3 separate regions of the Homo sapiens genome follow, and regions 1 and 2 are each linked to region 3. Evidence: chromatin loops called from intact Hi-C (ENCODE). Cell type or tissue: endothelial cell of umbilical vein. All regions are shown on one strand. Region 1 overlaps GRIK5 (glutamate ionotropic receptor kainate type subunit 5). Region 2 overlaps GRIK5 (glutamate ionotropic receptor kainate type subunit 5). Region 3 overlaps POU2F2 (POU class 2 homeobox 2).

Evidence for each region. A loop is a pair of places that touch in the nucleus more often than their neighbours do. Peaks named below come from ENCODE experiments on the same cell type or tissue, not always from the same donor. Only the 100,000 strongest peaks of a DNase experiment are listed, where the experiment ranks them.
Region 1: a loop joins it to region 3, with 10 times the contacts of the local background. A loop is called at or near these places in 3 of 110 quality-filtered maps.
Region 2: it touches region 3 in a loop (16-fold over the local background); 9 of 110 quality-filtered maps call a loop at or near these places.

The regions. Positions count from the first base shown.
Region 1 is chr19:42,030,812-42,038,811 of GRCh38, reverse strand. All of the region lies in intron 12 of GRIK5 (glutamate ionotropic receptor kainate type subunit 5), which reads left to right. Among named protein-coding and RNA genes, the nearest start is that of GRIK5, 35 kb to the left of the region's middle. RefSeq lists enhancers at 3,024-3,523, 3,741-3,790, 3,721-4,015, 3,761-4,055, 6,058-6,830. In endothelial cell of umbilical vein, a CTCF peak has its summit at 3,888 (motif pointing right); no DNase peak of the experiment used is centred here.
Region 2 is chr19:41,995,022-42,003,021 of GRCh38, reverse strand. GRIK5 (glutamate ionotropic receptor kainate type subunit 5) reads left to right here. Exons shown (of 20, transcript NM_002088.5): 20 at 3,723-4,698. The coding sequence ends at 4,151. Among named protein-coding and RNA genes, the nearest start is that of ATP1A3, 4.8 kb to the right of the region's middle. RefSeq lists a silencer at 5,712-5,771. In endothelial cell of umbilical vein, a CTCF peak has its summit at 4,336 (motif pointing left); no DNase peak of the experiment used is centred here; H3K27me3 peaks cover 2,984 bases.
Region 3 is chr19:42,089,350-42,097,349 of GRCh38, reverse strand. POU2F2 (POU class 2 homeobox 2) reads left to right here. Exons shown (of 15, transcript NM_001394376.1): 8 at 1,107-1,268; 9 at 1,421-1,562; 10 at 1,657-1,805; 11 at 1,888-2,064; 12 at 3,455-3,521; 13 at 5,080-5,281; 14 at 5,410-5,483; 15 at 5,759-8,000. The coding sequence ends at 6,093. Among named protein-coding and RNA genes, the nearest start is that of ZNF574, 17 kb to the right of the region's middle. In endothelial cell of umbilical vein, a CTCF peak has its summit at 4,756 (motif pointing right); DNase peaks (open chromatin) are centred at 4,869 and 5,459; H3K27ac peaks cover 310 bases.

The DNA.
Region 1 (8,000 bases), 59 kb after region 3:
AGCAGCAGCTGTCATTTGTTGATTTCACACCATGTGCGAGGAACTTTTCAAGTGTTACTTAACATAATTTTCATAGCAGTCCTTCATGGCCTGAGGATCACTGCCCAGTGTGAGATCTGGAGTCCCCAGTGCACAGGGCTGCAGCCAGGTGTGTCTGACTTAAGGCCCGTGCCCTTTCCAGCCCTCCAGCTGGGAACTTGGGAAGCTCGGAGTACACTGATGGAGTGGCACGCTGTGCCAGGCCCTTGTCTGAGCTTTCTGACTTGTCTCCATCCTTGACTCCTCATGGCCACCCAGTGAGAGAGGGACTGGTATTAGCCCCGTTTTCTCAAATGTACAGTGAGGCATCAAGGTTTCATGTCCAGGCCCATGGCTAGTGACCAGGAGAGCCAAGGTGGGCACCCCATCAGGGTGGCCCAGAGCTGGTGAGTGACTTCCAGATGGAAGACAGCCTGGGGCACCACCATCCTGCCAGTCACCCCTGGGCCAGGCACAGGTCTCCTTGGCCTGTCTTGAATTATGACCCATTTTTTCCACCCAGTGGCCATGGCTGACATTGGCCTTCTCCCTGCCATCACTGCCATGGTGTGAATTCAGGTCCCACCCCTCTCATCAGCCTCCTTACTGGCCTCCTGGCTTCTAGTCTCTCCACTCCCCAGCTTGTCCTCCAATAGAACCTTTCTACAGTGTGAGTCTGATCTGTCACTTGTATGCTTTAACTGAAGCCCCTGAGGCCCTCAGGATAAAGCTTAGCCTTCAAGGGCAAAGAAGATCTTAGGTCAGGGTCCCAGGAAGCTGACTCTGAGATGGAGATGTAGAGGCAGGAGGTGTGATGGCGTGCCCCTGGAAACCTGCCCTGTGCAGGAGGGAAGGAAGCAGGCTTGGGCAGAGGAGTTGAGCTGCGCTGCAGTCACAACTGGGCCTTAGCTGTCCCACAGGCAGCTCTGGAGCTGAGCTGGCCGTCAAGGACCTCCCCCTGTGGTAAGGGTGCCAGGCCTTTAAGCACCCACTGATATGTCACTGGACGTGGGCTGCTCTTGGGGAGAGTCAGGACTTTGGGTGAGGGGACGCTCTTCTACTGACAGAGCTGAGAGCCATCAGCCACCTACACCCTGGGCAGCTGAGGCAATGAGTGCCCCACTCCTGAAACAGAGTCTGGGTAGCCACCATGGAGTCCACTATAGCAGTGCACTGGTTAGGAGCCAGAAGGAGCCAGCTTCAGGTCCCCAGTGCTCCCACATGATCCCTGCAAAGCCACTTATCTCTGAAGGTCAGTCACTCCTCTTGAAAAGGGGCTAATGTTACCTCCCTCACAGAGGGTTTTTTTGTTTGTTTGTTTTTGTTTTTCTTTTTGAGGCAGAGTCTCACTCTGTCGCCCAGGCTGGAGTGCAGTGGCGTGATCTCGGCTCACTGCAACCTCTGCCTCCAGGGTTCAAGCGATTTTCCTGCCTCAGCCTCCTAAGTAGCTGGGATTATAGGAATGCACCACAATGCCCGGCTATTTTTGTATTTTTAGTGGAGACGGGGTTTCGCCATGTTGGCCAGGCTGGTCTCGAACTCCTGACCTCAAGTGAGCTGTCCGCCTTGGCCTCCCAAAGTGCTAGGATTACAGGCATGAGCCACTGCACCCAGCCAGTGAGTTTTAAGGCAATTAAATGAGAGCGCATTTGCACAGAGCCTGGCACATGCCTGGCTCACATGTGGTCACTACTGCTAGATACCTTTCTTGAGGCGGTCTGTATGTGAGTGTAGTTAGAAGAATGGGTTTTGGAGTCGGCTAACCCTGGGTTCAAATCTGGACTTACTCCTTACTGGCTTTGTGACCTGCAGGCAGGTGGCTGCCCCCTCTGAGCCTTAGTGTCTCCTCAAATGGGGAGTGGTGACCCCCTAACTTGGAGGGGTATCACAGGGGACAGATGAGATCAGCACAGGTCATAGATGCTGGCATGACCAAGACAATACCCACCCACCTCACCTGTGGCCTCCACACCCTGGGGATGGGAGCCTTGTCTACTTAGCTATGTCCCCAGCTCAGGGCCTGACACATGGCAGGTTTCTAGTAAATTAGTGTTGAATGGGCAATTGACTGATTCTATCAAGGAGTCTTTAGAAATGTTGTCCCCAGTTCTCTTCATCTGATAGAAGACGCACACACACGCCAGGCATGGTGGCTTACGCCTGTAATCCCAGTACTTTGGGAGGCCGAAGTGGGAGGATCACTTGAGCCCAGGAGTTCAAGACCAACCTTGGCAACATGGTGAAACCCTATCTCTACAAAAATTGAAAAAATTTAGCCAAGTGTGGTGGCATGTGCCTGTAGTCCCAGCCACTCAGGAGGCTGGGAGGTGGGAGGATCACCTGAGTCTGGGAGGTTGAGGCTGCAGTGAGCCATGATTGCACCACTGCACTCCAGCCTGGGCGACAGAGTGAGACCCTGTTTTAAAAAAATAGGCTGGGCACAGTGGCTCACATCTGTAATCCCAGCACTTTGGGAGGCCAAGGCGAGCAGATCACCTGAGGTCAGGAGTTCGAGACCAGCCCCGCCAACATGGTGAAACCCCATCTCTACTAAAAGTACAAAAAAATTAGCCAGGCGTAGTGGTGTGCACCTGTAATCCCAGCTACTCAGGAGGCTGAGGCAGGAGAATCGCTTGAACCTGGGAGGCGAAGGTTACAGTGAGCCGAGATTGCGCCACTGCATTCCAGCCTGGGCGACAAGAGTGAGACTCTGTCTCAAAAATAAAAATAAATAAATAAATAAATAAAGTCCATTTCATTAAAAAATTTTACATTATACTGTGTTTCCGGTTATAAAACATATTTGTATTAAGTATAATCCTATTTTGCACAACAATAGCAAGTATATATGCATTAAAAAGCATTTTTGCATACCATCAGAAATTTTCATAAGCAATTATTTGAGAAGGAACTCCTTTATTTTCTGTTTATATATGTAATACTAAATGATAAAATACCAAATGGTACAAATAGCAGAAACACTGGATATACATGATGTTCTTACACCTCAGAGACCATATTCCTCCAACTCATTTTCTACAAATTCATTAATACAGGTACATCTTTAAATTTCTTAATTTTTTTGAGACAGAGTCTGGCTCTGTTCCCCAGGCTGGCGTGCAGTGGCACGATCTTGGCTCACTGCAACCTCCACCTCCCAGGTTCAAGCAATTCTTCTGCCTCAGCCTCCCAAGTAGCTGGGATTACAGGCGCCCACCACCATGCCAGGCTAATTTTTTTGTATTGTTTAGTAGAGATGGGGATTTCACCATGTAGGCCAGGCTGGTCTCGACTCCTGACCTCAGGTGATCTGCTCACCTCGGCCTCCCAAGGTGCTGGGATTAAAGGCGTAAGCCACCATGCCCAGCCTAAATTTCTTAAATTTTTATTTTTGCAAAAATGATATCTTACTATACTTACTGCTGTGTAGTTTGCTTTTTTTACTTGTAACTTGGCCATCTTCCCACGTTAGTACACATAGATCTGCCTCATCTTTAAAAACAGCTACGTTTAGGCCAGGCGCAGTGACTCACGCCTATAATCCCAGCACTTTGGGAGGCCGAGGTGGGCGGATCACCTGAGGTTGGGAATTCGAGACCAGCCTGACCAACATGGAGAAACCCCATCTCTACTGAAAATACAAAAAAATTAGCTGGATGTGGTGGCGCATGCCTGTAATCCCAGCTACTCAGGGGGCTGAGGCAGGAGAATTGCTTGAACCTGGGAGGCAGAGGTTGTGGTGAGCCGAGATGGTGCCATTGCACTCCAGCCTGGGCAACAAGAGCGAAACGAAAACAAAAACAAACCAGCTACATTTAGTCATTCACTTACTGAATAACTACTGAGCAACTATTCTGCACCCACTGCATCCTGGCCACTAGGGGGCAGCAATGTAATGAGCAGAGGTGCTCCTTGTCCCCTCCTTCCCGCCCCCCGCCCCAACTGCTGATGTTCTAGTGGGGGAAACTGACAGCGTATGATATATTAATATCGTGTTAGGTGAAGCAAGGTAAGGAGATAAAAGTGTCTGGTGCGTGGATGCTGTTTTAGACAAGGTGGTTGGATAACGTTTGAGAAGAGACCTAAAAGGGGTGGGGAATACAGTCCTGAGAAGAGCCACCAGGGAGGGTTTTATGAGGGCAGAAGTTTGACTATTTTCCTTACTTCTGCATCCCCAGCGCCTAGAACCATCTGACACCCAGCTGGTGCGCAGCAAATAATTGCCAAGTGAAAGGATGGATCTGGGGAAGAGTGTTTTCCAAGTAGAGAGCCCATATGTATAAAGACTTGAGGGGAAAAGTGTGGTTGAGGGGAAAAAGTGAGGGGCAGAGAGATCCGAGAGCAGGGCCCACATCCCAGGGCCTCACAGTCACTGCTAAGGAGTGTGGCTGTTATTTTTTATTATTATTTTTTAGTTTTTGAAACAGGGTCTTGCTCTGTCACCGAGGCTGGAGTGCAGTGGTGCAATGCAGTGGTGCCATCTTGGCTCACTGCAACCTCAACCTCCCAGGCTCAAGCAATCCTCCCACCTCAGCTTTCCCAGTAGCTGGGATTACAGGCACGCTCCATCACGCCTGGCTGGTTTTTGTATTTTTGTAGAGGCAGAGTTTTGCCATGTTGGCCAGGCTGGTCTTGAACTCCTCGGCTCAAGCAATCTACCTGCCTCGACCTCCTGAAGTGCTGAGATTACAGGTGTAAGCCACCATGCCTGGCCTTGGCTGTTATTTTTATCGTGCTGCAGAGCCACTGGAAGGTTTTAAGCAAGGAATGTGCCATGATATTTTATTTTATTTTGAGACAGAGTCTCACTGTGTAGCCCAGGCTGGAGTGCAGTGGCACGACCACGGCTCACTGCGACCTCCACCTCCTGGGTTCAAACAATTCCTGTGCCTCAGCCACCCAAATAGCTGGAATTACAGGCGCACACCACCATGCCTGGCTAATTTTTATATTTTTAATAGAGACGGCGTTTTGCCTTGTTTCCATGCTGGTCTTGAACTCCTTGCCTCAAATGATCCATCTCCCTTGGCCCCCCAAAAGTGCTGGGATTACAAGCATTAGCCACCGTGCCCAGCCTGATCAATTTTTTTTCTCTTTTTTACTGAGGTGAAATTTATGTCACATAAAAATAACCACTTTAAGGAGTGCAATTCAGTGGCATTTAGTACATTCACAGTGTTGTGTAATCACTATTGCTATCTAGCTCCAAAACGTTTTCATAACCTCCCATAAAACTCATACCCATTAAGCAGTCGCTCCCCACTCCCTCCCCGCTACCCCAACCCCTGGCAACCACCCATCTTTCTGTCTCCATGGGTTTACCTATTGCAAATATTTCACATAAATGGAATCATCCAATATGCGGTCTTTGTGTATGGCTTCTTTCACTTTGCATGATGTTTCCAACTTTTCAAAGTTCATCCACATCATGGCATATACCAGTACTGCATTCCGTTTTTTTTTTTTTTTTTTTTTTGAGACGGAGTCTTGCTTTCTCGCCCAGGCTGGAGTGCAGTGGCATGATCTCGGTTCACTGCAGCCTCCACCTCATGAGTTCAAGCAGTTCTCCTGCCTCAGCCTCCTGAGTAACTGGGACTACGGGCACACGCCACCACACCCGGCTAATTTTTGTATTTTTAGTAGAGACAGGCTTTCACCATGTTGGCCAGGATGGTCTTGATCTCCTGACCACGTGATCCACCCGCTTCAGCCTCCCAGAGTGCTGGGATTACAGGCGTGAGCCACTGCGCCTGGCCTGCATTCCTTTTTATGGCTGAATAATATTCCATTGTATGCATAGGCCAGCAGGATCTAATTTTTAAATCATTTAAAAATGATTGCACTGGCTGCTGTCTTGAGGAACACCTTAGTGGGACAAGAGTAGAAACTGAATGGTCCATTTAGGAGGCTGTTGGAGGGTGTGGATGAGAGAAGATGTTGCCTTGGTTTGAGTGGCAGCTGTGTCAGGTGTGCAGCCAGCTTGGATGTGCATAAGAGGAAGAGAGGAATCGGGGTGACTATGGGGTTTGGCCAGGGCAGCTGGCGAATGGCGAGGCCAGTTTCCACTATAAGGAGGACATGGGAGGAGCAGTTTGCTGGGGCCGGGAAACAAGAGTTTTCTCTGGTCACGGATCATTTGAGATGCCTGCTTAAAATTCAAGTGAGGATATAAGGATTCCATTGTGTGGCTCAGCATGAATTATTTACCATATCCCCTATTGATGGCTATTTGGATGGCTTCCAGCTTTGCTAGCATAGCCAGTGTCATGATAAACTTGGCCTGTGGATTTGTGGGAGTGTTCCTGAGGGATACATTCCAAGAAGTGAAAGTGCTGGGTCAAAGGGTATAAATTTTTTCTAAGTGTATACTGCCAAATGGCTGTTCAAAAAGGCTTCGCCAATTTATATTCCTACCAAAGTGCATGAGAATGTGAAATTTCCCATACTCTTGCCAACAGTCAGTGTTACCAATCTCTAAAATAAAATCTTTGCCCATCTCAAAGGCCAAATATAATATCATTGTTTTAACCTAAACAGAATGTTACTTGGCTGCATAGTAGTAATTCCATGTGGATGTACCATAATTTATTTAGCCATTTTTCATAACTAGTTGTTTCCAGGTGTTTTTATTGTTTGTGCTCTTATAAATAATCATTAACAAACATCTTTTTTTTATTTTTGAGATTGGCGTCTCACTTAGTTGCCTAGGTTGGAGTGCTGTGGTGCCATCACAGCTCACTGCAGCCTCAACCTCCCCAGGCTCAGGTGCTCCTTCCACCTCAGCCTCCTGAGTAGCTGGGACTACAGGTGTGCACCACCATGCCTGGCTAATTGTTTTGTATTTTGTTGCCCAGGCTGGTCTTGAGTCCCTGGGCTCAAGTGGTTCACCCATTTTGGCCTCCCAAAGTGTTACGATTACAGGCATGGGTTGTTGCACCTGGCCAACAAGCATCTTTATGCACAAAAGCTTTGCCTGCATTGCAGCCTATTTTCTTAGGATTGGTTCTCTGAACAGAATAACTGGGTGGAAGAAGAATACCCTTTTTGTGGCTTTCGTGATATTTTGTTGAATTATTTTCCAGAAAGACTACAACAGTTTCTATATAGGCTCCTTCTCAGCATTGAGTGTTTTTATCGGCTTTTAGCTACTTAGACAACTCCCTGTCATTTTCATGGATGGCATATCATTTTGATTTTTCCTGCTTTGACTGGTAGACCACACAGTGGGACTTATGTGGTCAAGTGATTGGTGGAATCTGAGCCCAGGTTAACTCAGAAGGGGCCTGATGGGGCCATGGTCCCACCCTGTGTTTTCCCAGTTCTTGGTTGTATAACTGGAATAGACACACATGGTAGCTGGCAGAATCCCACGTTGGCGCACTGACCCATGGAGTCAGGGCCATTATGGTAGAAAGAGCCACGTGGAAGCTCCTAGAACTCCCTGTCTTTCCCAGAATAGTAATTCAAAAGCAATTCTCTATCCTTTGTGCAAATTGTGGAAATTAGTGTCACCATTAACGGCTTGGAAGAAGCAGGGGTAGTGATCCCATCTACATTCAGCTGGCCTGTTTGGCCTGTACAGAAGGCAGATGGATTTTGGAAGAATGACTTTGGATTATTGTCAACGTGATCAGGGGTGACTCCAATTGCAGTTGCTGTCCCAAATGAAGTTTCTCTATTGGAGCAAGTCAGCACAGCCCTTGGCAGCTGGTGTGAGCTACTAACCTGGCAGATGCTTTTTTCTCCATACCAATTTCCAAGGGCTACCAGAAGGCAAGGTTCACATCTTCACAGTCTTGCTCAGTGTGACATCAACTTTCCCACTTTCTGTCCTGATTTAGGCTGCAAAGAACTTGAACTCTACAGTCCACATAGCCTCACACTGGTCCCCTACATTGACAACAGTATGCTGATCAGATCTGATGAGCAGGAAGTAGTTGAGTCAGTGCAGTTGGCATTAAACCTGGCAGATGGCAGTCTGG
Region 2 (8,000 bases), 94 kb after region 3:
GCTCACACCTGTAATCCCAGCACTTTGGGAGGCCGAGGCTGGCGGATCACCTGAGGTCAGGAGTTCAAGATCAGCCTGGCCAACATGGTGAAACCCCATCTCTACTAAAAATACAAAAATTAGCCGGGCATGGTGGTGCACACCTGTAATCCCAGCTACTCGGGAGGCTGAGATGGGAGGATCGCTTGAACCCGGGAGGTGGAGATTGCAGTAAGCTGAGATTGCACCACTGCACTCCAGCCTGGGTGACAGAGGGAACCAGAAGAGGACACAGCCCTGGACTGGTCCCACACTGTGTTCAGGAGGGCTGCTTCCATGTCCCTGGGGGCCGCCCAGCCACACCCCTGCATTTCCAGACCCATTCGTGCTCTTGCACCCCTGGACTGCTGGTTCCCTGCTTCCCCTCTCTCTGTCAGCCTCCAGCCCTTCCTCCCCCTCCTCACATCCAGCGGCTGACCTTACATCTACTCCCCAGACCCCAGCTCTGCATCCAGCTGCCTGCCAGTGTTCTGCACTTGGCCCAAGGACTCCTCTGAAGGAGCCGTCCATGCTGCTAGTAAAGGTGCCCTCCACCCGTGTCCAGGTTGCCTTCTCAAGGACATCCCTCCGGCAAGTCTGTCCTTTCCTCCTGCAGCATCAGTTGTCCTCTCTTTATTGGATTCAGGCCACCAACGTACAAATATGCTGTCATTTCTCCAGTCTTAAACCCTCTCCTGACCTCACTTTCCCTCCCAGCCACCGCCCACTTTCTTCCCTTCTCTTTACAGCCTTGGCAGCAGTGGGGGGTCTCCCTGATGCTTCCAGTTTCTTCTTTCCTCCCATTTCCTCTTGCCCCCCACTCCAGTCTGGCATCGGTCCCTGCCACTCCACTGAAGCCACTCTTGTCACCAGCAACTTCCATGTCTGAAATTCCCGGTCTCAGGCCTCATGTATATGAGGTAGCAGTGGGCTTCGGCACAGCCAGTCACTCTCAATCCTCAAAGCCCCTTCTTCCCCTTCTCCCACTTCTCCGGTCACTCCTTCCCAGGCTCCCTCGTTGGGTTTCTCTTTCTCCCCAGGCTCTGTTTGTTGTGGGGCTCCAGGGCTCAGTCCTTAGACTGCTTCTCTTCTCGGTCTTTCTCCACTACTTGAATGATCCCACCAGCCAAATGGCTCTTAAGACCCACTATGTGCTGGTGATTCTTGTGTTAGTTATCTATTGCTATCATAACAAATGACCTTAACAGCTTTTAAAAAGCCAGCTTCCATTGGTTCACAGTTTCTGTGGGTCCAGAGCCTCGGAGCAGCTTAGCTGGATGTTTCTGGCTGCCATGGGTCTCTGATGAGGTCATAGTCATGTTTTTTGGCCAGACTGCTGTGGTCTGAAGGCTCAACAAAGGGTGGAGGGTTCCGTTCTAAGATGGCTCACTGTCCCAAATGTCCCCATGGGATTTTAGTTTCTGGAGGTGGCCAAGTGACAACATGGAGACCAATTTCATTGAAAGATGATTTTTGCCCAGGTGTGGTGGCTCACGCCTGTAATCCAAGCACTTTGGGAGGCTGAGGAGGGCAGATCACATGAGGCCAGGAGTTCAAGACCAGCATGGCCAACATGGTGAAACCCTGTCTCTACTGAAAACACAAAAATTAGCCAGATATGGTGGTGGACACCTGTAGTCCCAACTACTCAGGAGGCTGAGACAGGAGAATTACTTGAATCTGGGAGGTGGAGGTTGCAGTGAGCCGAGATTGCACCACTGCCCTCCAGCCTGGGTGACAGAGTGAGACTGTCTCAAAAAGAAACAGAAAGAAAAATGATTTTTATTCTTTAACATTTCCCAGGAGAAGGGGAAACAGCTTACGATTCACCAGTTTGGATAATGTCAGTGGACTCTGGGCTATAGGGGCTGTCCCTACTTATCTGGTACCTGGCCCCGGGTTGATTTAGGTCAGGAAGAATATTGGCTTGGTATGTGAGAGTTAGGTAAAGGGGGAGGTTGGGGGTATAGATTGGTTGGTTTGCACATGAAAGGCAGCTGAGCCCTCTGCTATCTCTAAGGCTTGGCTAGTTCTGGGAGGGGTAGTCTCTCCCCAGCCTGCAAGATGTTTAAAGTGTCAAAACATCCTAAGACACAGAAAATAAAAAACATGATGAATACACTCACATGGCAGTTGGCAGGAGGCCTCAGTTCCTCAGACAAGGACCTCTCCAAGGACTGCTTGAGTGTCCTCACACCATGGCAGCTGAGATCCCCCAGGGCGAGTGATCAGAGAGAGCAAGGCGGAAGCAGAATGTGCAATGGCTGAAACTTATTCTGTTGGTCACACAGACCAGCTCTGACACAGTGTCAGAGGGGATTACACAGGGGCGTGGACGCGGGAGGTGGGATCTTGAAGGCTGCCTGCCTTAACCCACAAATATGTGTCTCCCCTGAAGCCAAGGTCTGCAACTTCAGCTCCACACTTGGTATCTCCACTTGGATATCTGATAGGTGTGCACGTGATGCGATGTGTCCAACATTGGGCTTCTGCCCACCTGTGAGGCAATTTGGTCCTTCCAGTTGCTCGGGCCAAAATATTGGAGCTTTCTTTCACTATTCTCTCTCTTCCATGCCCCGTATCTGATCTCTTAGCAGATCCTATTGGCTCCACCTTCAGAATATATCCAGAATCCAGACCTTTCTCAGGTCGCTCTGGTCCAGCCATCCCTATCTCCTGCCCGGGTTATTGTCATAGCTTCCTCCATGAGCTCCCTGCTCTTGCCTTGGCCTCCCTACAATCTGTTCTCAACACAGAGTGATCCTATGAAAACACAGCACTCCTCTACCTAAAGCTCCCCAGTGATTCCCGTCTGACTCTCATTCTGATTTTCAGAATGAAAGCCAAAAATCCTTCCAGTGGTTTATGGGCCTTACCAGAGCTGGCCGCCACTGCTCCTTTGACCTCATTTTTCTGTCTTCCCTGTGCACGCCCCCCTCCAGCCATGCTGACCTGCTTGCAGTGCCTCAGACGTGCCAAGTCACTCCCACCTGGGCATTTCGGCCCTGCCCGGTTATCTGTCCAGCAGGCTGGCTTCCCAGGTCTCCAGTGGCTCACCCTGTCTTTATTTAAGGATCCTTCTCTCAGTGAGGTCTTCCTTGACTGTCCTGTCTCAGAATTCATCGTCACTCCCTACCCATACACCTTAGGCCTCTTCCCGATTTTCTTTCTTTCCAAAGCACTCACCACGCCTAACACACTACATACATGTCTGTTATCTTCTGTCTCTGCACACTTGAGCATAACCTCCACGAGGGCTGGGACTTCTGTCTGTTTCCTTCTCTGCCATATCCCCAGTGCTCAGAACAGTGCCGGGCACACAGCAGGCCACAGGTAAATATGCCTTGCAATAATGAACGCATGGATGAGGGGCAGAAGATGGGAAATCAGGAAGGAAGAACTGGAGAAAATTTAGAGACAGTGAAAAGACCAGAGGAAAGAGAGGAGCTTAGGTGGAAGGTGAAGGGCAGATTCAGGAACAAACGCAGAGTAGAATGGAGACATTGAAGATAAGTGGGGAGAGGTGGAGAGGGGAGGCAGAAAACACGGGGGAGATAAAGGGAAGAGAAGTGGGAAGGGAAGCGAGGGCAGAAGGAAGAAAGACCCGGGCGAGGAAAGGAGGAGGAGGAGTGGGATGTGGAGAGGGGCTGGGGGAGGCGGGAGGCGGACTGCGCCGGGACGGTGACCGCCCGCGCCACCCCCAGGTGTCGGTGTGCCAGGAGATGCTGCAGGAGCTGCGCCACGCCGTTTCTTGCCGCAAGACGTCGCGTTCCCGCCGGCGCCGACGCCCGGGCGGCCCGAGCCGGGCCCTGCTGTCACTGCGCGCGGTCCGCGAGATGCGCCTCAGCAACGGCAAGCTCTACTCGGCCGGCGCGGGCGGGGATGCGGGCAGCGCGCACGGGGGCCCGCAGCGCCTCCTGGACGACCCGGGGCCCCCCAGCGGAGCCCGACCCGCCGCCCCCACCCCCTGCACCCACGTGCGCGTCTGCCAGGAGTGCCGGCGCATCCAGGCGCTGCGGGCCTCGGGGGCCGGCGCGCCTCCGCGTGGCCTGGGCGTCCCCGCCGAAGCCACCAGCCCGCCCCGGCCGCGGCCTGGCCCCGCCGGCCCCCGGGAGCTGGCGGAGCACGAGTGACCACGGGCGGGGCTGTGCGGGCGCCCGGACTGACCGAAGGGACGGGGCCCGCCCCAGGCCCCAGCAGTCTCCGCTCCCGCAGCGGGCGCGGGACAGGACTTGTGCGCCGGCGCCCCGGACGCCGCGATTTTGCCTTTGGTTCCCCGCGAAGTCCGAGGCCTGGCTCTGGAGCCCGCCTGCGCCCCCCAGTGGACTCGCGAGAGGGTGCCGCGGGCGAGAAGGGCGCAGGAACCGAGGACTCCAGGGGCTGGGGACTTCGGGGGCGGCTCTGGGAAGCGGAAAGCAGTCAGCGGAGAGGACCCCATTCTGGGACTGCTCAGGCTCCCCAAGACTTGACGCAGCCCCCCACGCTTCTGGAGGTGGGGAGGGCCTCTGGACAGATGGGTGTCCCCTGGTGCCCCTCCACTCTTCTCTTCCTCTCTTTTTTGGGGGGAGAAACCTCGGAATTTCTATGAGACCTCCCCCAGGGAGGGGGTCAGTTGGGCCCCCATCCCTCCCCTTGCCACATCGCAGCCCCTGTTGGAATAAAAAAAAGAACAAAACCCCAGAACTGGGGATACCGTCTCTCATTTCCTGGGGGTGTGAGGGCTTTGGAGGCTTGGGTCCCCGGGGCACCTGCTGAGAATCAGAGTGAGCCTCGATGGTTACTTCCATGCTCTCTCCACCCTCAGCCCTGCCTACAGGCTGCAGGCCAGCCCGGGTCCCAGCAGCTGGCCCCTCTCCACTGACCTTCTCTCAGGACAGAGGGAGGCTGCGACAGAGACCCTGAGACAGATGGAGAGATGCAGGGATCTGGAGACGCGGAGACACCGGAAGCGGAGACACAGAAAGACAGAAAACAGATGGGGCTGGGGGAGGGGAGGGCCAGTGAGCTGTTGAGTGTGGCCGTGCCTGGGGTGGCGAGTGTGTGCCTGGGCCGGGGTGATTCAGTGACGTTGTGATCGTGTGTGCACGCATCTGCGAGGCCATCTTCAACTGTCTGTGGCTGTGATCCCGTGTTTCTGTTGAAAATGTACCTCCCCAACCCCCAAGAGAGGAAGTGAGGAATCCCAGTAGACTGGGGGGTGGGTGGGCGGGCAGGGGTGGGAGAGGCTGAAGGGCTGATGGCGCAGGAGAAAGGTGGGTCCGCCTTCTGTCCCCGCCCTCCCTGCCCCGCCGGAGGTTTCTGTGGAAACTGCAGCTGAGGAAGGACGAGTGAAGGTCACACAGCAAGAGCCAAAACGAGGCCGAGCAGAAAGGGAGAGATGGAGGGATGGCGAGAGACAGAGATGGGGAGAGACAACGAAGGGGGCAGAGTGGGCGGGAGGGGGATGGGGAGAGAGAGCTAGAGGACACAGAGCCGGCGAGACAGGGAGAGAGGCTGGGTGAGGTGAGAGAAGACTGGAGAAAGAATAGAGGGCTGAGACCAGAGGTGAAGCGGGAGGGTAAGATACACCCGGAGTTGGGGTGAGAGACAGGAAGCCATAAAAAACTAAATGGAACCTGGAGGGGACTGGAACGGAAAGGAAAGCCTGACTGGAAAGGTCCCAGAGAGAGCGAGGCTGCGCCCGTTCCTGGGCGGCGGCCCGGGGCTTGGGAGCTGTCCGTTCAGCACCCAGTTGGCCAGCCTGAGCCCAGAGCGCCCGACTTCCCTCCAGGGCCCGCCTGCCCAGCGCAGTCCTGGCAGGCCGGCCACACCCTGGGAGACCCCTCCCCGCACACAGCGCCCCCCGTCGCCACCCGTCCCCTTCTGCGTCTCAGACCCTGGTTGCGTGCCCCTCGGACAGGTGTGGGGGCAGGCACCAGCCTCTCTCTGTTGTCTCGCATCTCTATCTCCACGTCTCTTACACACTCCAATCAATGTCTCTGCCCTTGGGTCGGACTCTTTGTCGAGGTGACTAGAACATGATTACAGACATTTCTGGTTTCTCCCCCTTCTCTGTCCCAATGCCTCGAGGCCAATTCCCTCTGGGGTCTCCCCCATTTCTGAGTCCCCGGTCCCCTACCAGGTTTCTGCTCAGTCTCCCCCTGGCCTTTATCTCTGAGTCTCCCTGGTTTACCAAGCCTGTCTCTGCCTGGCTGTCTACGTCTCTCTGTCTCTGTCACCTTCACTGAACTCTTCCGTTGCTCTGTCTCCGTGTTCTCATCTCTGCATCTGCCAATCTCTGTCTGTCTTTTTCAATCTGTTTGTATCCGCCTCTCTCTGGTTCTGGGCTGCCTGTTTCTCCCTCTGTGTCTCTCCTTCCGCCTCTCACATCTAGCTCCCCTATTCCCCTTTATCCCTGTGACCTTCCCAGGTCTTTCCTTCTCACCGCCCCCCCTACTTCTGCAGAGCCTCACCAGGAGCACGATGCACAGTCATCAGTCTCATCAGGCTCGTGCCTGAGGAGAGAGTGCATGAGGGGGGACGTGAGCTTGTGTCTGAGGTGGGATGGGAAGGGCTCAAGGCCTCCCCCGGCCCAGCTGGAGAGCAAGAGCAGACAGAGCCTAGAATCTCCTGGAATCCAGGCCTCCCCCACCTCCCCAGGCTTCCCCATCTCCCCAGTCCCATTCTCCATGGTCCAGGCCCATGCCTCTAGGCCAAGGTGTCAAGAGAAGGAAAGGAGGATATGTTGATAGGCTCTCCCTCCCCTAGGAAGAGGGCAGAGTTGGGGAGGGGGCGTCTGGGGGTGAGGCATCTGGGTTAAAAGATGTGGCTCCTCCCCCTTTCCCAGTCTCCATGGCAACAGCCCAGTCTGCAGGCCCAACCTCCTTTGCTGCAGAAGCAGCTCCCTGTTACCATGGCAACAAAGGACAGCGAGAAAGATGGGGACGGGTCAGAGGACAGGATTGGGATGGGGCTCTGGGCACTGGGGAAAGCCTCCATTCACTCTCTGGCCTTGTCTCTGTCCATATGCTGTGGCTCTGAATCTCTGTGTTTCTGTGCCTCTCTCTGGCCTTCAGCCTTTCACACATTTCCCTGCACCAGGTCCTCGACCTTCACCCACCCACCCTCATACACCAAGCTCACTCCCTGTCCCTTGCCTGCGTCCCCCACATCTCCTATCCCATAGGTGGAGAGGATACCCACATTCTGAGAAAACTACAAGGTCAAATGCTCTCTGTCTCTCTCTCTCTCTCTTCCCCTTCTACCATCCCCAGGGAGAGTCTGGGGTGTTCCTCATAGAACAAAGTGGTGTTGGAGTGAGTGGGGAGGCCTCAACTTCTTGGGCTCCAGTGGGGTGGCTGATGGGGTGTTGTGTGTCGGCAGCAGGCCTGGGGTGTGGGTGCCGGCTGTGCATCTGTGTGTGTACATATACTGTGACGAGCTCTGTGTGTCATGTGGGTGAGGGCGTTGGGGTGTGTTTGGAGGTGCAACAAAGATGTCTGCGATAGTGCTGCAATAACGTGATGTGTGTATGTGTGGGAGGTGTGTGGGTGTCGCGTGACTTGTGTTTGAATTATTGTGCTATGTGTAAGTGTGTGCACCTTTTTGTCTGTCATTCACAGTTAGCATTGGCAACTTTGCACTGTGGGCCGTTGCTCATGCCCAAACACACTGGGGAGCAGTGTGTGTGAGGATGTGTGCGACATCGTGGGATCATGCAACGATGTCCACAAAGGCTGATGTAGTGTGTCTGGAGGCAGTGTGAGGCCTGTGCGTGTGTGATGGTGCTGAGTGCAGGTGTGTGTTGGTTTATGGGTTGCACGATGTGGGTTTCTATGTGAGATGGTGGGAGGTCAGGTGTGGTAGAGTGTGTGATGTGTGAGTCTGCGATTTTCTGAGTGTCGGTGTTAGTCCGCACAGCACTTTGTGGCTGTGATTATGAGTCTCTTGTGGTGTGATGGGTGTGTAAGGTGTGTGCCCTATGTGTGTTTCACTCTATGTTT
Region 3 (8,000 bases):
GGCGTATGCCTATAATCCCAGCTACTCGGGAGGCTGAGGCAGGAGTATCACTTGAACCCAGGAGGCAGAGGTTATGGTGAGCCAAGATCGCACCATTGCATTCCAGCCTAGGCAACAAGGGTGAAACTCCATCTCAAAAAAAAAAAAAAAAAAAAAACTGAAAAATTCCTAAACATCTGCCCCAGCATTTTGGAGAATAATGGATAAAGGACCTGAGCGACAAACATCCCTGTACCCACCACCTGCTTCATATCCTTTATTGTTAGGGCAATGAAGAATCCCAGATAGAGCTGTTGCTTTTTTGTAAATCTCTCTAATTGCCCTCCCAGTCCTTTTTTTTTTTTCTTAACTTTTACTTTATTTGCAATCTACTCATTGCTTAGGACTTAATTTCTTAAGAGCTGTTTTAGATTCACAGCAAAACTGAGTGGAAGATATAGAGATATCCCATCTATCTCTGCCCCTACACATGCACAGCTTCCTGCATCATCTACATCCCCAACCAGAGTGGTACAAGCGTAACAGGTGATGAACCTACATTGACACATCACTATTACCCAAAGTTCATAGCTGACATTAGGGTTCACTCTTGGCATTGTACAGTCCATGGGTCTGCACGACCTACTCATTTTTAACCCGATTCTCTCAACAGCCCCACTGGGTAGACAGAACAGCAGTGATTGTTCCCATCCTGCAGAGGGGGAAAGTGAGGCCTGGGCTAAGCAGTGATTTGGTGGCAGGGCCAGTCCCTGATTCCCAGGTTGAGATGAGGATGAACCACTGCCTCCAGCTCCAGGGAAAGAGCCCTGGCACAAAAAGCTGGCTGCTCCTTCTGGGAGTTCGCAGGCGTGAAGGGACAGTGCAGAGAGTCCCAGGCAATGAGGAAACCCATGTAGGGCAGCAGAGTCGGACCTTTAAAGGGATTAACAGTGCATGTGGAGGGACCTTTAAAGGGATTGACGGTGCTTGTGGAGGAAGGCGGGGGGAGTCTGCAGGCGGCGGATGGAACGCAGGGGCGAAGAGGGCGGGAGGGGGACTGTGCACCCATCGCTGAGCCCCATCCTGGTCCTCCGCCCTGCATCCCACCCACCTGCCCACCCCACCAGGCCGTGACCCGCCCTACGCTGCCCGACCCGCACCTCTCGCACCCGCAGCCCCCCAAATGCTTGGAGCCACCATCCCACCCCGAGGAGCCCAGTGATCTGGAGGAGCTGGAGCAATTCGCCCGCACCTTCAAGCAACGCCGCATCAAGCTGGGCTTCACGCAGGTCTGGAGGCACCTTGCAGGCTGGGCGGTGGGCGTGGGGGCGTGGCCAGTTGATAGATGCCGCGAGGGGCGTGGCCAGTGGGCGGGCGGAGCGGGCCCAGTGCCGGAAGGCCCCACCCTGACTTCGGGCCCTTCCCCGCCCCACTGGCCCAGGGTGATGTGGGCCTGGCCATGGGCAAGCTCTACGGCAACGACTTCAGCCAGACGACCATTTCCCGCTTCGAGGCCCTCAACCTGAGCTTCAAGAACATGTGCAAACTCAAGCCCCTCCTGGAGAAGTGGCTCAACGATGCAGGTGGGACCAGGCTGGGGTTCCCGCGTAGGGGGCGGGCAGTGGCCGCTGGCCGCGGGAGGCCCCTTCTCATGCTCACGTCTCCCCCGGCGCACAGAGACTATGTCTGTGGACTCAAGCCTGCCCAGCCCCAACCAGCTGAGCAGCCCCAGCCTGGGTTTCGACGGCCTGCCCGGCCGGAGACGCAAGAAGAGGACCAGCATCGAGACAAACGTCCGCTTCGCCTTAGAGAAGAGTTTTCTAGCGGTGAGGCCCCCCTCTCCTGGGTGGCCCTCACCTGAGGGGTGGCGGGCGGTGGGCCTCGGGCTAACGAGCCCTCTGCCTGCAGAACCAGAAGCCTACCTCAGAGGAGATCCTGCTGATCGCCGAGCAGCTGCACATGGAGAAGGAAGTGATCCGCGTCTGGTTCTGCAACCGGCGCCAGAAGGAGAAACGCATCAACCCCTGCAGTGCGGCCCCCATGCTGCCCAGCCCAGGGAAGCCGGCCAGCTACAGCCCCCATATGGTACCAAGAGCCCGCCTGGGGGGTGGGGAGACCACAGAGCTCCGCAGGCACCTGTGTGAAGCCCACCCTACCTGGTTGTCCACAGAGCCTAGAACAGAGACAAGAAGAGTCACTCTTGGAGACAGGCCATCACGTAGATGGGCACAGTTACACAGGGACGGTTTCCAGGGAACTGTGGTCTTACATGGGGGATACAAGCACCCCTAGATACACACCGACATAGCCAGACACAGAGTTATCACAGTGCCATAGCCACACAGGAAGGGATATATGTCCAGGGACGTGGTCCAGGTTAGAACACACAGGCTCACAACCACACAGAGGCAGGGAGAGGCACTTATTTGCCGTTCGGGGAAATTGTCACACCCATGGGTGTACTCTCAGGTCCACAGCTATACACAGGCCCACTTGATATCAGACACAGCTGGGACATCCTTTATCCCATCCTTTTATTTCCATTTCTGGGAAGAGCTGTGATGCTCCAGAGAGGAGCCCCTGCCCCCATCGGTGTGAAGGAGGCACTGTCTGAACTGAGTTCTAAAGGACAAGGGAGAGTTAGCCAGCCACAAGAAGGCAAAGAGCCTTCCTGGACCAGTGTGTACTAAGGCCTAGAAGCCAGGGTGTGCCCAGCCCAATTTGAGAAACTCCAGTGCAATTTAGTGTGGTTGGTGCTGCAGTTTATATGAATGAGGTTGGGGAAGGAGTGGGGGCATGTACCCCAAGTTTTACAGTGAAGAGCTGGAACTTGAACCATGGGCAGTGAGGAGGTAAGGAGTGGTTTTGAGCTGGGGAAGGAGAGAGTCACATTTAGTGAGGTTTCTGGGGCTGATGCAAAGGTGAGACTGGAGGTGGGGTGGCCAAGAAGGAAGCTGATGGTCCCAGAAAATCAAGTAATATGACATCTCAACACCCCGATGCAAAGATATGCATCCATTTAGCCTCGCACTTTAGATCTGCTCTTTCCCTGCCTGGGTCACTTTGAACAGTCTCTCCTGCATTGCTTGCCAACCCCACTGGTAAAAGGGTGGTGTTTGCTTGTCCAGGGAAAAGAGTTTTAGTTTTGCAGAACCAACAATATCAGGAGCATGTGGAGCAGCCACTCTTCCGGTGCAGTCACTTCAGACAGGACACAACCCTGCAAAGACTAGCCAGATGGGGCGGTGTCAGAAGAGAGGTGGGGAGTGTTCTCAATGGAGAATTAGCCCTTCCTGCTTGTGGCTCAGGATCAGCTAGGGCAAGTGTGAAGAAAGCATGTGGAATAATACAAATGCAGCATTGTGCCAAAGCCCCCTGCCCCCATCCTGGGACGGAGGAGTGGGGTCCTACAGGGAGCATCACGGGGGCTGCTGGCAGACAGTGGCTAACCACACCTCCTTTCTTCTCTCCTCAGGTCACACCCCAAGGGGGCGCGGGGACCTTACCGTTGTCCCAAGCTTCCAGCAGTCTGAGCACAACAGGTCAGGGAGGGCAGAAAATGGTGAGGGGGGACTGGGAGGATGTGGCACAGGCTGGAGCCTGAGGTTCCCAAGTGGCTCTGGGTGTCCATGGGCCTCAAGACTGGGCCTGGGGAGTGTGGGTGGGGGAATGGGAGAGACAGTGGGAAGAGGGTAGGACTCACCCCTCCTCTGCAGGAGCAACTCAGCTTTAATCTGCTTCACGATTTCATATGAGAAAAGCATGGGCCTGGTAAAAGGTGAGGCACTTGAGTTTTGTGCCTGGCCTCTGTCATTTTTAAGCTGTGTGAATTCAAGCACTTATTTTATCCTTCTAAGCCTCAGTTTTTATTAAATTATTATGAATGTGTAAAACATAAAAAGATATAAATACATGTATGTAAGAGTGTATGTGTATGTACATATACACACATACATGCATACATACATAGTCTTGTATCCAGAGTTCCCCTCCCTCTTCCTGGGACACGGTAGGTTTATATGTATGGTTATACACCATATATATAATAATAATATAAAATTCGCTGGGTGTGGTGGCTTATGCCTATAATCCCTGCTCTTTGGGAGGCCAAGGCATGTGGATCACCTGAGGTCAGGAGTTCGAGACCAGCCTGGCCAACATGGTAAGCCCTGTCTCTACTAAAAATACAAAAATTAGCTGGGCGTGGTGGCGTGTGTCTGTAATCCCAGCTACTCGGGAGGCTGAGGCAGGAGAATCACTTGAATCCGGGAGGAGGAGGTTGCAGTGAACTGAGATCACACCACTGCACTCTAGCCTGGTGACAGAGTGAGATTCCATCTCAAAAAAAAAAAAAAAAAAAATATATATATATATATATATATACACACACACATAATATATATATGCATAATATATATACACATAATATATATACACATAAAACAACACGTTGCCCCTCCCCAGGCTAGAAAATAGTAAGTGGAGATTTATAAAGTAGTAAGTGCTTGCCTGGCACTGTACTAAACTCTTTCTAAACTGCATTGACTGACTTAATTCTCAAACTCATTTTATGAGATAGGGTCTATTATTATCCCCATTTTCCAGACAAGGGATCTGAAGGTCAGAGAGGTTAAGGCACTCACCCAAGGGCACCACTGGGATGAGACAGAGCCAGGAGTTTCTACCCCAGCAGTCTGGCTGAGTCTGGGCCCTCAGCCCCTGCCAGGTTGCCCATCCCTCAGATGTGGCAGTGTGCCTGGCACCCTTCGCCCCTCCCCAGCCCCTAGAGGGAGCCATAGGGCTTTGTCTCCTGGGCACCCCCGTTTCTAGTCGGTAAAAAAGTGGTTCAGGGCAGGGAGTGTAGAGTGCCAGGGCTCAGCAGGAAGCACCTGCTCTGACTTCCATTGTTATGACAGGGGTCACCATGGCAGAGGCACAGGGAAATGACTCTGGGAAGAGAGGGCAGGGAGGTCTAAGGCTGTTCTGACTGAGGAGATGCTGCGTGAGCTGGGCGGGAGGACAAGTAGGAGCTGACCCCAGGTTCCTCAGTGGGGGACGAGTGGAAGCTGAAGACCCCATCTTTCTGTCTCTCTCTGGCAGTTACTACCTTATCCTCAGCTGTGGGGACGCTCCACCCCAGCCGGACAGCTGGAGGGGGTGGGGGCGGGGGCGGGGCTGCGCCCCCCCTCAATTCCATCCCCTCTGTCACTCCCCCACCCCCGGCCACCACCAACAGCACAAACCCCAGCCCTCAAGGCAGCCACTCGGCTATCGGCTTGTCAGGCCTGAACCCCAGCACGGGGTAAGTGGGTGCACGTGGGAAGCTGTGGGGAGAAGCAGGGTCGCTGCTGCTTCTAGGGTGGGGAGCGGCACCCCAGTTATGTTGGCAGGTCCCTGCCCCTGCTAATGCCTCTGCTTTGCCTCTTGCAGAAGCACAATGGTGGGGTTGAGCTCCGGGCTGAGTCCAGCCCTCATGAGCAACAACCCTTTGGCCACTATCCAAGGTGCGTGCTGCCTCATGTCACACCCATCGTCACCAGCCCTATCCTCTGGGGCCTCGAGCCCTGCCATTGCTGCTCCAGCCATGCCATCCTGCCCCTGCTCACTGCATTGCTTGCCTCTTCATACCCATCTCACCTTTGGGGAAGGTGTGAGGGGTGCTGATGGGGGTCAGTGGGACCGATGGGGAGATGGGGGGCACTCTGGGCAGGATGCTGGAAGGCAAAGGTCTCCCCTGGCCCGGCATGCCCTTAGCCCAGCCTCTCTCTCTCCCCGCCAGCCCTGGCCTCTGGTGGAACCCTGCCCCTTACCAGCCTTGATGGCAGCGGGAATCTGGTGCTGGGGGCAGCCGGTGCAGCCCCGGGGAGCCCTGGCCTGGTGACCTCGCCGCTCTTCTTGAATCATGCTGGGCTGCCCCTGCTCAGCACCCCGCCTGGTGTGGGCCTGGTCTCAGCAGCGGCTGCGGCTGTGGCAGCCTCCATCTCCAGCAAGTCTCCTGGCCTCTCCTCCTCATCCTCTTCATCCTCATCCTCCTCCTCCTCCACTTGCAGCGAGACGGCAGCACAGACCCCTGGAGGTCCAGGGGGGCCCGAGGCAGGGTCCAAACCTGAGTGAGGGCCAGCCATGCCTCCCCTCCCATTCCTCTGGTCCCTGCCTTGGTCCCTTGCCTGGGAAGAGGGCGAGGAGGCCAGTGGTGGGGACGCAGAGGGTCCTCAGAGCAGGAGTGACAAGGGAGGAAAGACCAAAAAAACAACCAACCAAAAAAAAAAAAAAAAAGGAAAGAAACTAACCAACAAAAGAGAAAACCAAAAATAATCACAACAGAAACCAGCTGCCCCAAAGGAACCAGAGGTGAAAAACAAACAAAAAAAAACCAAAAACAAACCAAAAAAAAAAAAAACCCACAAAATCAAACAAACCAAAAAACCAGTCGCGAGCCAGACCTCAGCGTGCTCACCCTCACTGCTACGACGCCAAATAAAAACCCCAGCCAGGGGCGGAGAAGCCTCCAGCAGGTCAGACCTCATGCCACCGAGCCCTGGCTGTGGGACCAACCCCCAACCCTGCCTCCCCCGTGGGGGCTACAGAAGGAAAAAGAGAAGATGCCAGCTTCCTAATCCCAGCCCCCAGCCCTGGGCCAGCGAAGACAGGGCACAGCCTGGGCAGATGGGCTGGGGCTTAGCACCACCCACCAAATGTTCTTTTCCAGAAGGTGAAAGAGAAAGGGCCTGAACAACCTTACACCAAATATTCAGTAGCTTCATCCAAAGGATGTACAGAATTTTTAGCATTGTGCTCAACAGAATGTGTCCCTACCATGTGTCCCCTTCTCCCCTGGCCCCCAGCTCTCCCCACCTGGGCAGGGGGTCTTGCTTTAACCTCCTCCCTCCCCCCAGCAGGGGAGAGTTCAAGGGAAGGCCTGCGGACAACTTTTCATCCCCTGTTCCTCCCTCTTTTCCCCTTTGAAGGGTGGGCTAGGCCATTTTGCCAAGTTCTAGCTCTCACAAGTCCCTCCTCAACCCTGTCACCCTCCTCTGCTCTGGAACTGACTCCCTCCCCAGCCTATGGGAAGGTGGAAATTTCAGGCAAGAGGGGATGAAGACATTCAGTTGAGGGCATTCAGTTGTCTTTTTCCATCCTGTCTGTTTCCCTGAAAAAAAAAAAAATTCATATTCCAGTGCCTATCCGTGGGATCCTTCACGTTCTTTGACATTAACCAGAAACCAAAAAGAGAACTCACCTCGCTTTTCCCACCCTGTGCCCCTCTGGTACTGGCGAATGCCTCTCCCTCCCCCCACATGCACGCACGCACACACCCCAGTGGTGGGGTTCCTCGAGATGGCATCCCCATCAGGGTCCATGTGGTGGGGACAGTGCCACAGCCTGTGGTCCCCATCTGAGAGGGCGCGGTGGTGGCCACCACTCCCACAAGACCTCCACAACTCTTGGCTGGACCCTGTGTTTGACCAGCCCCGGACACGTCTCCACTGACGACGGACAGAGGAGAGACACCACTGGGAGCCACCCTGCCCTCCTGCTATTGTGGAGGCCAACAAAGTTTTGAACCGAAAACCAAAAAAACAGAAACAAACAAACAATAAATTTAAACTAGAAAAAAAATTTATATATATATATAAACATATATATATATATATATATAAAAGGGAAAGAAGATGAGGACTCTTCAAGAATAAGATGGAACCGCGAGGCGGAGCCAAGCCCCTGCACCGGTGGTCCAGGCCCTTGTTCCCCAAGGCGGATGGAAGGACGGATGCTTCTTTCTCTTCACAAATACCTCATGGACGTTGTCTTTGGGAAAGCCGGAGGGGGCGGCTGGGGCAGGGCCTGTCCCTCGGCCAGGGCAGATGGAAGCGGGTGGGCGGGGCTGAGAGAGGGTATCAGGGACAGGGGTGAAGAGCCCCAAACTCCCCTCCCAAATCAACTGAAAAAGCTTTAAAAAAAGACAGGAAAAAAAGGAGTAAGAAAGCAAAAAGAACAGATGAAGGAAAACTTAACAACTT